Regions from separate parts of the Homo sapiens genome. Here region 1 is linked to region 2. The links are chromatin loops, found by intact Hi-C in ENCODE. Cell type or tissue: GM12878. All regions are shown on one strand. Each heading gives the region's core, and the rest is flanking DNA. Links, peaks and the distances in the headings are about the cores only.

Region 1 (5,386 bases), core at 143-5,142, 240 kb before region 2:
TCCCCATGCAACAGCCTGAGTCCAAGTCATCACTGAATCTCACCACCTGGGCTCCAAACACATTCTCCTCACTGATTGCCTCGCTTCCATCCTTGCCTCCTACAGTCTGTTCTCCATGCAACTACCAGAGGGATTTAAAAGCTTCATTCGTTCCTGTTATCCCGTTTGATACTCTCTGGGGACTTTCCACTGTTACCTGAGCATAACCCTAACTCTTTTGAGGGGCCACAGGCCCTGCATGATAAGTCCCTACCTTCCTCTGGAACTTCACCTCCTTCTGCTCTCCTCCATGGGCACTCAGGCCCCACTGGTTGTCTTTCTCTCCGCAGTATGCTAGAATTTTTCCCATCTTAAGACCTTGGTACTTGCAGTTCCTTCTAACTGGGACTCCCTTTCCCCATCTCTCCACATTCTTCTCTGTCATTCAAGTCTGTTTGAATGGTGTCTTCTCCGAACAGCCTTCTTTATCCACCCCAGCTGAACTTGCCTTCCCCTTTCCCCGGTCTTTCCCTAGCCTTGCTTCTATTTCACTTTCTTTACTGCACTTATCTAAAATTTTTACTATCTGAAATTTTGCTTCCTGGCGGGGCGGGGTGGCTCACACCTGTGATCATAACACTTTGGGAGGCTGAGGCGGGCAGCTCACTTGAGGTCAGGAGTTTGAGACCGGCCTGGCCAACATGGTGAAACCCCATCTCTACTAAAAATACACAAATTAGCTGGGCTTGGTGGCGCGTGCCTGTAATCCCAGCTACTCGGGAGGCTGAGGCAGGAGAATCGCTTGAACCCAGAAGGCAGAGGATGTTGTGAGCCAAGATCACATCACTGCACTCCAGCAACAGAGCGAGACTCCATCTCAAAAATAATAATAATAATAATAAAATAAAATGAAATTTTGCTTCCTACATTTTTTGCTCATTTGTTTGCCCGCCATGACAGCATCTGTTCTCCACTATGCCAAGAACTATGCTTGTCACACAAGAGATGACATAAAGTCAACGCCAGTTTATTGACTGTTGGCCTGCCTATCTGAACACAGATACAAAAATGAGGATAGCAACTGTCCTTGCCCACTGCTGCGGGAGACAGACAGGTAAAGAGATGTGTTGCAGTTTACAACAGTGGTTGTTTTTAGGAAGCTATGGTGAGGCATTGTCCTCCCTCCCACTATTACCACACGGGTGCATCATGGAGGCCCCCACTGGAGGCGTGGACAAGAGGAGAGGCTTCAGCTTATGCTCCAGCCTCTGCTCTGCAGGCCCAGCCCCCCCCGACACATTGATCTTAGGTCACTTAGTTCCTCTTTCTGAGCCCCTGCCTGCTCTTTGCAAATGGATTAGGCTACTTACGGGACCCCTAGTAGGCTTACTGTGGGTAACGGTATGAGGCAGGTGCTTGGCACCCAGGAAGCACTCGCAGATGCCACCTGTGATTTTCACAGCGCCAGCTCCCTTTTGGTCACCAGGCCCGAGAGATGCTGCAGGGACCTGCAGAGATGACAAGAGTCCCAGTGACTCCTGTTCTTTCACTCTTGGTCCATGAACTTTCTGTTGTTTTTCTTTTTGAGATGAAGTCTTGCTCTGTCACCCAGGCTGGAGTGCAGTGGCATGATCTCGGCTCACTGTAACCTCTGCCTCCCGAGTTCAAGCGATTCTCCTGCCTCAGCCTCCCAAGTATCTGGGATTACAGGCACGTGCCACCAAGCCTGGTTAATGTTTATATTTTTAGTAGAGATGGGGTTTCACCATGGCCAGGCTGGTCTCCATCTCCTGACCTCAGGTGTTCTGCCTGCCTCAGCCTCCCAAAGTGCTGGGATTACAGGCGTGAGCCACCGTGCCCAGCCATGGTCCATGAACTTTCATCCTTCATTTTCAGCCGTTCCTTTCTCACTTCTTAACATTGTCATCAAAAATCAGTAATTAGAGAGAGTAGGGCTCTACAGGGTAGTGTGTCCGGGATCCCAGGCAGCTGTGTTTCATGCAACCCACCCTGACCACCTTGCGGATGTTCCTGTGACCTAACGGGTTTGGACAAAGACATTTGCCACCAGGGGGCATTTTTCAGGCAGCATAGCTCCGCCTGGTGGTCACAGGTTTGTTACAAGGATCTGTGCCACCAAAAAAGAAAAACTACACTGCATAAAGATGCTCATAATATCTAATCCCATGTAATTTTACACCTAGGAATGTATCCTAAATGAAAAAAGCAAAATGATATATGGGTGAACATGTTTGTTGCATTTGTCTATAATGGCAAATCTTGGAAACAAACTAATTGTGCAATAATGAGAGAATATAAATTGTGTTACACGAACATGAGAATATAAAGTAGCCATAAAATGTTAGGTAGGAAGACATGGGAAATTCCTAACAGGATATTAAGAATTCACACCACTGAAATGCTATGAAGGGATTACACAATTTAAATTTTCATTTTCTTTGTGTAGTGACATTAAGGGTAATTTTTTAAATTAAATTTTGTCCTTGACAGTTATTTTGTCTTTTCAATTACTCCCAATCTCTTGAAGAAACAACTTAATCTTTTATCTAACTGTGGTATTGTCTATCATCAGTATGTAATGATAGTGACTATTATAGTGACCTAAATATGTATAATGTGCATGTAAATATGTAAATAATATATACTATATGTGTGTATATATAATGGTAACATGTATATATATTATATATACACACAAAGTATTGGTTCATCATTTATTTTATAGCTATTATAAAGCATTTGCTATGACCTAAAAGGCCACATAATATTCTTATTTAAGATTTTATTACGAGCTGTAGAGCCAGATAGTTCTCTTTTGTTTCAGTCTAGTTCCGTAACCACCTATTTTGGCTGCCTCTTTGGAAAACCAATGTAAAGTTACAATTATGCAGAAGACACTTGGGACAGTCGTTGAGAGCAAATTGATCTTACTCGCTGAGTGTTCTCCTACTCAATTTATGAACTGTGGTTGAAATTAAGCTTGTCTTATAAATGGTTCCAACAGCAATTTTACTCTGCTGTTGTTTCAAGGATCACACTACATCTTACTGGTTTACACTAAGAAGTTGGTAGATTGATATCTTTATATATTATATATGTCGGAGGATGTTCAGAATGCAGTTTTAATAATATTTTAGGTATTTTTATATCAGATGTGTGTGTATTATTCATTGTCAATAATCATCAGTTATTTAAAACTGTACAACAGATTATAATCCTACTTTTGCTTTTCAAATCTATGCTTATAAATTAGAAATGATATATTCTCTTGGCCAATCATAATCTGATTATTTGAATATTTATTTTCTCAGCTCCCTAGATTGTAGGGGTTTATGATAGTGGTGTCTGCCTTTCACTCTAAAGGATTAAATGTTTTTACGTGAGTAGAAATAAATAATGAAAGTGAAACTCCAGGTGTTGTCTAATGCTATTAAATTAGCTTACATTAATCTCTGTCTGAAAAGTGCCCAAATAGATAGACTTCTGAAGGTTTACTAGAGGCAACAGGATATTTATTTCTTTAGGGACTCCATTATTGGAGCCATTTCCCCTGGTGCCAGCTGCTCTTATTATCCAATATTTTCTACAGGCCTAGGGCTTACAACAGAGAGCCATTGGAAGAATGTAAGCATCACCTCTCATTTTATAATAGCAATTGGGAATTTGGGGATTGGAGCTATATGTGCAAAAAGTGATTACTTTGCCACTTTATAGACAGCAAAACTGAGGTGTACCCAGTTTGTGATTTATTTAAGACAACAGTGCAGTTCAGGGACAGCCCTAGAATGAAACCCAATCATTTCTGAGCCTCTAGTAGAGTGCCTGGTCCATGAATCGTCCTATCACTGACATGGATAAAACTAAGTGAAATTGAACTTTTACCAGAACTTTTGAAAACCCAGACTTCTCTTTAATTATGACAATAATTTTAAAAATCTTTTTACTTCTAAGTCATGCAAACAATAAACAGGGATTTAATGAAATATATATCATGACAGGAATTCAACATACAGTGAATCCCTGTACCTTGGCACCCAACCTCCCAAAGGAGAAAGAGTAGAAATATAGATACACTTTTTATCACAAATGTAATTTTACAATTACACTGTTTTGCTTGTTGCCTTTTCTTGGTTTAACAATATATTACGGAGGTCATTCCATGATACTACAAAAAGATTTGCCTTATTTTTTTTACTGGTTATCTATATCCCATTGGCACAGGATTCAACCTACTCATCATAATTTGAGTAGCCCCCTACTAGTTCCCTAAGGCAAATTATGCTATAGTGGTTGTCCTTGACTCAGATTTTTGTGCACTTGTGAAATTATTGTATTAAAAGATATGTGTCATTTAATTTTTTCATCAATGTGAATAAGTTGTTTTTATTCATTTATATGTGTTCTGTCTGTTTTATTCCACCTACACAAGCCAACTTATTGCCTTGATCTTCTGGAGTTAAAGCTACTGATCTTGGCACGTGATAAATAATTTTTTCCCATGCAAAACAGTACTTTCTAAAAACAAAATAAATGATTAGCATTTTTCTTATTATTTTCATTTGAGTTTTATGTGCTCAATGTATCTCTAGCTAAGAAGTGGTAAGAATGATTCCTAGGTTCCATGTACAGCCATGCACCACATAACAACATTGCAGTCAACAACAGACCTCATGTACAAAGGTGGTCCCACAAGATTATAATGCAGCTGAAAAATTTCTATCACCCGGTGACGTCAGAGCCTCATAGCACAATGCATTACTCACATCTTTGTGGTGATGCTGGTATAAACAAACCTAATGTGCTGCCAATCGTATAAAAGTCTAGCACATATAATTATGTTTAGTACATAATACTTGATAATATAAATGACTTTGTTACTGGTTTATGTATTTACTATGCTATATTTTTATAATTATTTTAGAGGGTGCTCCTTCTATTTATTATAAAACAAAATTTACTGCAAAACATCCTCAGGCAGGTCCTTCAGGAGGTACTGCCGAAGAAGGCATTGTTTTCCTAGGAGATGACAGCTCCATGGATGTTACTGCCCCTGAAGACCTTCCAGTGGGACAAGATGTGGAGTTGGAAGATGGAGATATTGATGGTCCTGAGCCTGTGTAGGCTTACGCTAATATATGCATTTGTGTCTTAGTTTTTAACAAAAAAGCTTAAAAAGTAAAAAAGTAAATAAAAATTTTAAAAATAGAAAAAAGCTTTTAGAATAATGATATAAAGAAAAACCATGTTTGAACAGCTTTACAGTGTATGTGCATTTTAGGCTAAGTGTTATTACAAAAGAGTCAAAAAGTTTGAAAAAATCAAAAAGTTTGTCAAGTAAAACGGTTATGGTAAGCTGAAGTTAACTTATCTTGAGCACAGAAAAATT
Region 2 (5,386 bases), core at 114-5,113:
GCAAACAGGGATTATTCCCTAGAACCTTCAGAGGAAGTGTGACCTTTCTGATACCTTGATTCCCAACTGTTGACTTCCAGAACTGTGAGAGAATGAATTTCTGTTGTTTTAAGTCACTCAATTTGTGGTCATTTGTTACAGTAGCCCCAGAAAACTAATAAAGAGAGCACTGCTCTTGTCTTGGGCCTGTTTTACTATTTATACTTCCCCCACCCCAGAGTAACAAGTTATGCACTTACAGTGAGAAATGCACTGAGAAGGGGAGGCCACCACCTGCTCAGGGCATTCTGCCTCTGTAGACAGTTCCAGGGCAGAAAATCAGATGCTGGTGTTGGTCGACATTCAGAATGTTCTCCTGGCCCAGGTGCTGGGAGGGAATCTCCCTCCTGACTCTGGGGACAGACTTGCTGGGTGGCTTCTGGAGGTTTAACCAGCACCCCAGCTCCCTGTGTGTGGGGAGAAGGGGAGGTGAGCCTGGCTTCCCTGACTTCCACCCTTTTCTCCATGCCTTTGGCCTACAGAGCAAGCCATCCTGTGGATTCTCACTGCCCTTCTCCAAACAGGGCATGGCTAGGACCCCTCATACTCTATTATCACCAGAGGCTGCATTTCCTCCTTGAGTCAGCTTGAGTTTTGGATGTTTCCAATGTCTTTGGTGACATGTTTACCAATAATTCTTCTTAGTTATTTCTCACAGATGGCTAATCCTTTATGGGTAAATTTTTCTAGTTTCACTCTAAGAACATTTTCCAAGTCCTTGAGAAGCAAGGGAGGCACCACATGGCCAAGACTCACACTCTCTGGCAAGAGGGCTGGTGGTGCTCAGGGAACTCGACAGCCACTGGGAGAGCTGGGCCCCTAACATGAGCTGCAGAGCCATAAACAAGATGCAAAGCAATGGCCTTTGGTTGGTATTTAATATCAGGAAGATTCATCCTTACTACTCTTTTTTCTCTGTGTGAGTGGATAAGTGAGTATGTGTGTGTGGTGTGTGTATTGAGGTGTGGGTCAGACACTAGCCACCACAGTGTTTGGCTTTCTCCAGCTGTAAATATAAGGAAGAGACTTTGAAAGTCTCATTGTTTTTTCCTTTCCATTCTAAAATCCTAAGATCCTATGGAACATGTCTCAGGAGAATTTAAAACAAAAAATAAGGAATTCACAAGCACTTTCAACTGTTCAAGCTTATGCGGGAACTCTAAACCCACAGGAAAAAGAAACTTTTCAACTCCTCCTCATCAATTCACTGTTATAACACCCGACCCTCTCAGCAGAATGTGCTACTGTGAGCGACTCGCACTGGACAACATCATAAGCTCTTTTGATTTGTCCTTACAACATTTGTCCTTGAGCAACCTTGCACGTGGCAAGACTGCTTCCCACAGAGGGGATGCCTGCGGATGTGTTAGTGTTTCACCGCCAGCCCTGGGTGGTAGTTGCCAGGCTTCGTCTTCTGAAGAACAGCATTCCCTTGTTTGTCTGGCTCTCCCATTGACTCCTAACTGCCCTCTTTTCCTGCTGATTTCCTTGCACACAACGAGTATTTCCTTGCAATAAAGGGAAAAATAGACAAGTATGTGAAACACAGAAAACTATATGACGAGCAGCTCAACAGAAGATGCATTCAGTTCCATTTCTTCCATTCCTGGATTCACCTGTGGCCCCAGCAGCCCCATCTCTGACTCTCAAAACATCAAATGGACACTCTCACCTGAAGACATGGTGGCCTAAAGTGCTGGCCCTCTGTAGGAGGGTTTTGATCTCATTTTTGCTCTGTTCCTTCTTTGCTTTGTCTCCTCTGTTTTTGTGGACTTGGTTTGGGGAATGGGGTGGTGTGAAGAGGTGCAAGTTCCTGGAAATTGTCCTCTCTGCCAAGCTAGTGAGACCTGCTTGGGCCTTGTCCGTACCTAGCTCTATCCGGCTGAAAGACCAGGCCAGGCACAGACTCCACTGTGTGGTGTACAGGAGTTCATGTGTAACTCTTGTTTCCAAGACTCACTAGGCAAAGGCCAGAGATAAAGCCTCAGAACACTGTGGCCCCGCTCCTGTCTGGTTTTCCCACATTCCCTCCTACTCTCACATGCCCTCTCTGTCCAGGCACTGTGTGCAGGCCCTTGGGGATAGACCAGTGAGCAAACCCAACACAGATCCTATCCTCTATCCACTCAAGGGGTTGGTTTTCCTTTTGTGATGCTGGGGAAATGCCCAAGCAGGGAACAGGTTTGTCTCCTCCCTTCGCTGAATGTGTGGATACTGGGGCTCAAGTCCTGCCCCGGCTCCACCTCTGTCTGCAATGAGGAGAGAACTCCATCACCTCCAGAGAGGCCCCGGCCCCAGACCCAGCCTTGTTCTGAAGGTGTCTAGCACCCTCTGTTGGTGACCCAGACCAAATGCCCTGGGCCTTGGGTTGGGACACAGGCTACCCCAGGGAACCTTATCAGCTCATCTGAACCCTGTGTGTTGTGCATCTGTCCAACCACATACTCCTGAGCGCCAGACTCTGTTCTAGGGGGTGAGGATATACAAATGTGCAGGGTTAATGTTTAGTTTCCTCACACGTTTCAACTCCCTTCTTTTGAAGGAGGATCCCAATGCTGGGAGATGGATCAGGAACAGGGCTCATTCTAGGTCCCATAATCCCTTTCAAAGCACTAGGCTGAGAGGTCTAAGCATCAAGAGGCCCCTCAGTGGCTGTCCTGTGTTCCCTAGAGTTCCTGACCTCAGAGGGCAGATCTGGCCCCACCCCTGTGCTACCTGCGGAATCATGGGCTCAATTCCTCTGGGGAGGCTGAAACTCCTGCTCCCCCCCACGCCTACCTTCACACACATCCTATAACTCCTCTCTTCTTCTCCCTAAATGGGAACTCAGTGGCATTGGACATGACTGGGCAAGGGTGAGTCCCTATCAGAATCCTCCGTCTTCTTCCTTCCAGCCAAGCCGTCATTGCTGGGCTCTTTATGTACCTGATGTTCCTGCTGGTCCCCCGGCCAGCTCCCCTGCCATTTAAAGGCCAACGCACACACCTTGATGTTCAGCAATGACTGTGGGAAACTCACGCTCCCTTTCTTGCTCCAACAAGGTCATAAAAATACAGTTGTATGCAAGAGGCTGGCCCTGCAGATCCCCGCATGTGCCACCACATCCTTCAAATGAATCAGCTGTTTCAGAGGGACCAGCCCTGAGAGGGTAGAGTGCTCATGAGCAGAAAGACAGAATGCAAGCTTTTTGTTTGTTTGTTTGTTTTCCCTTTGTGGGATTTATGTAGTTTAACTTTTTTTTTAACTTTTGTTTTAATAGAACAGCTTTGTTGACCTATAATCTATGTGCCATCCCATGTGCCCATTTAACATGTACAATTCAATGGTTTTTAGGATATTCACAGAGTCATGCAGCCATCACCACAATCAATTTTAGAACATTTCTCTCACCCCAAAAAGAAATCTCATACCCATTAGCAATCATTTCCCATTTCCCCCAGGAACCCCCAGCCCCTGGCAACCACTAATCCACTTTCTGCCTCTATGGATTTGCTTATTCTGGACATTTCATATAAATGAGATCACACAACATGTGGCCTTTTGTGTCTGGCTTCATTCACAAAACAAGATTTTGCTCCTTATTTTCACTGCACTTTAATCAGAGTGACCATATAATTTATCATCCAAGCTGGGACACTTTTAGAGGGAAAGGGATGCTCTTAATACTTATGCTGTGACAACCAGCATAAACCGGGGCTGCCCGGATGAGAACTTACTTCCTTCTACTGAAATGGTTAATAATCCACACCTCCCACCCACTCTGCAGCTACCTGCCTTCCCCTCCCTAAGTCAAAATCAACAAATAAATCACTCTCAGTAACCTCAGGTCTTGCCAATACCCGAAAGTTAATGTACTTCCAGAGTTGCTAATGCTCTGTTTACGGCTGAAGCATGCTTATGATTTATGGGAGAAATAAGACTAATTTCCCCCAAAGAGACGAGAACTAGCCGTTTTATTTTTCATTTTGGAAGCACGAAATTTGACTGCATGGGGTGCAAACTGTGAAAGAAAGCGGATACAGAAAACAAAGCTGTTATAACAAATGTGGGAAGGATGTTGTGAACTATGGGCCATCAGAAGGAGACTGCAGGAGGCTTAATTGGACGGGTCATGCGTCGCAGCTCTGAAAAGGGCAACGTGATTATTTATTGTTGTGCTCTTAATGCACCTGGCTCAATGTCACCTCTCACTGCGATGCTCTCTCCCAGGCTGTTTTTGACACTCTGAAAATTGCTTCAGTGTTTGTAAGTAAATACAAAATGTATAATTTTTTAATTATAGGTATCTGTCGGGTGCAGATAGAAGTTAAGCCTGCTTGGCAACACCCTCTGTCACTCACCGCCGGCAAATGAGCCTGAGAAGCAATTCAGCAGCAGACATTTTTAACTATTGATTCCCTCCTGGATGCAGCAAGGCTTGATCAAATAAGGAAATCTCTCTATCACCAAACATAGTATTGAGGGCCCACCACATGCAAGATACTCTACCACACCCTGCCAGCACTGCAAACAGAATGTATTTAGGCTGCCTTGGAATGGCACCGTGCAAAAGGAAAAATTATATATAGCAACCAAGAAATCATCTTTCCCTAATCTGTCTCTGATGAGACCTCTGCATCAGCCTTGAGCCTAAATTCTCTAAGAAATCCACTGATTTTTCTATGAATTGTTTGTGTTCTGAATTCACTAATAAAGCCAATTTGGACCACCTATCCCAGTGTGGTCAGGGATTGCCCCATGTGGAAGGTGGTTGGGTTCTTGCTGTTTAGGGGCAGGCTCTGTCCTGGGAGCTGGATGTTGGGTCTAGACAACTCCAAGCCAAGGAGACTCCCTTGTGACTGCCCTGTTCTGGACCCCAGATGCAAATGTGCTCTGCTGGCATCCCAAGCAGCCTTTGCTTGTGTGTGTTTTGTGTCTCAGCTTATCCATCTGGCTCCCCTTCTGCCACCTTTTCTTCTATTTACACCCACCATTCTCAATTTGTCTTCCAGCTCTTTCTGAACCAATTATGCTATAGATACATTTAGTCGATTTCCAGGCCAGATGCTCAAATACATCCTCTTCTGCATTAAAGATCATCAGAGTAGGCTCCCAGCCAGCCACAGGATTTACAGATCCTTGGAATTCCAGGAGAAATCCTCAGAAATTTTCTGATTCGGGTACTATTCCCAAATTCATTCATTGGGGGGAAAATGGCCATTGATTTACTAACAGCATGGAAAATATCTTACACGCAGGTCCTAGGAGCCAATCTCTCCCACAGTCAAAAGATCTGGCCTAGACTAACTGTTGCAGGTATGTCCTGATATGATATTCTGCACAAGCTCGGCCACACACCACTTCTAGT

Evidence for each region. Peaks named below come from ENCODE experiments on the same cell type or tissue, not always from the same donor. Only the 100,000 strongest peaks of a DNase experiment are listed, where the experiment ranks them.
Region 1: a loop joins it to region 2, with 3.0 times the contacts of the local background. A loop is called at or near these places in 9 of 110 quality-filtered maps.

The regions. Positions count from the first base shown.
Region 1 is chr13:29,470,479-29,475,864 of GRCh38, forward strand. All of the region lies in intron 9 of MTUS2 (microtubule associated scaffold protein 2), which reads left to right. Among named protein-coding and RNA genes, the nearest start is that of MTUS2-AS1, 15 kb to the right of the region's middle. In GM12878, for the core only: a CTCF peak has its summit at 2,059; no DNase peak of the experiment used is centred there.
Region 2 is chr13:29,705,721-29,711,106 of GRCh38, forward strand. No RefSeq gene overlaps it. Among named protein-coding and RNA genes, the nearest start is that of SLC7A1, 110 kb to the left of the region's middle. In GM12878, for the core only: a CTCF peak has its summit at 2,376 (motif pointing left); a DNase peak (open chromatin) is centred at 2,431; H3K27me3 peaks cover 186 bases.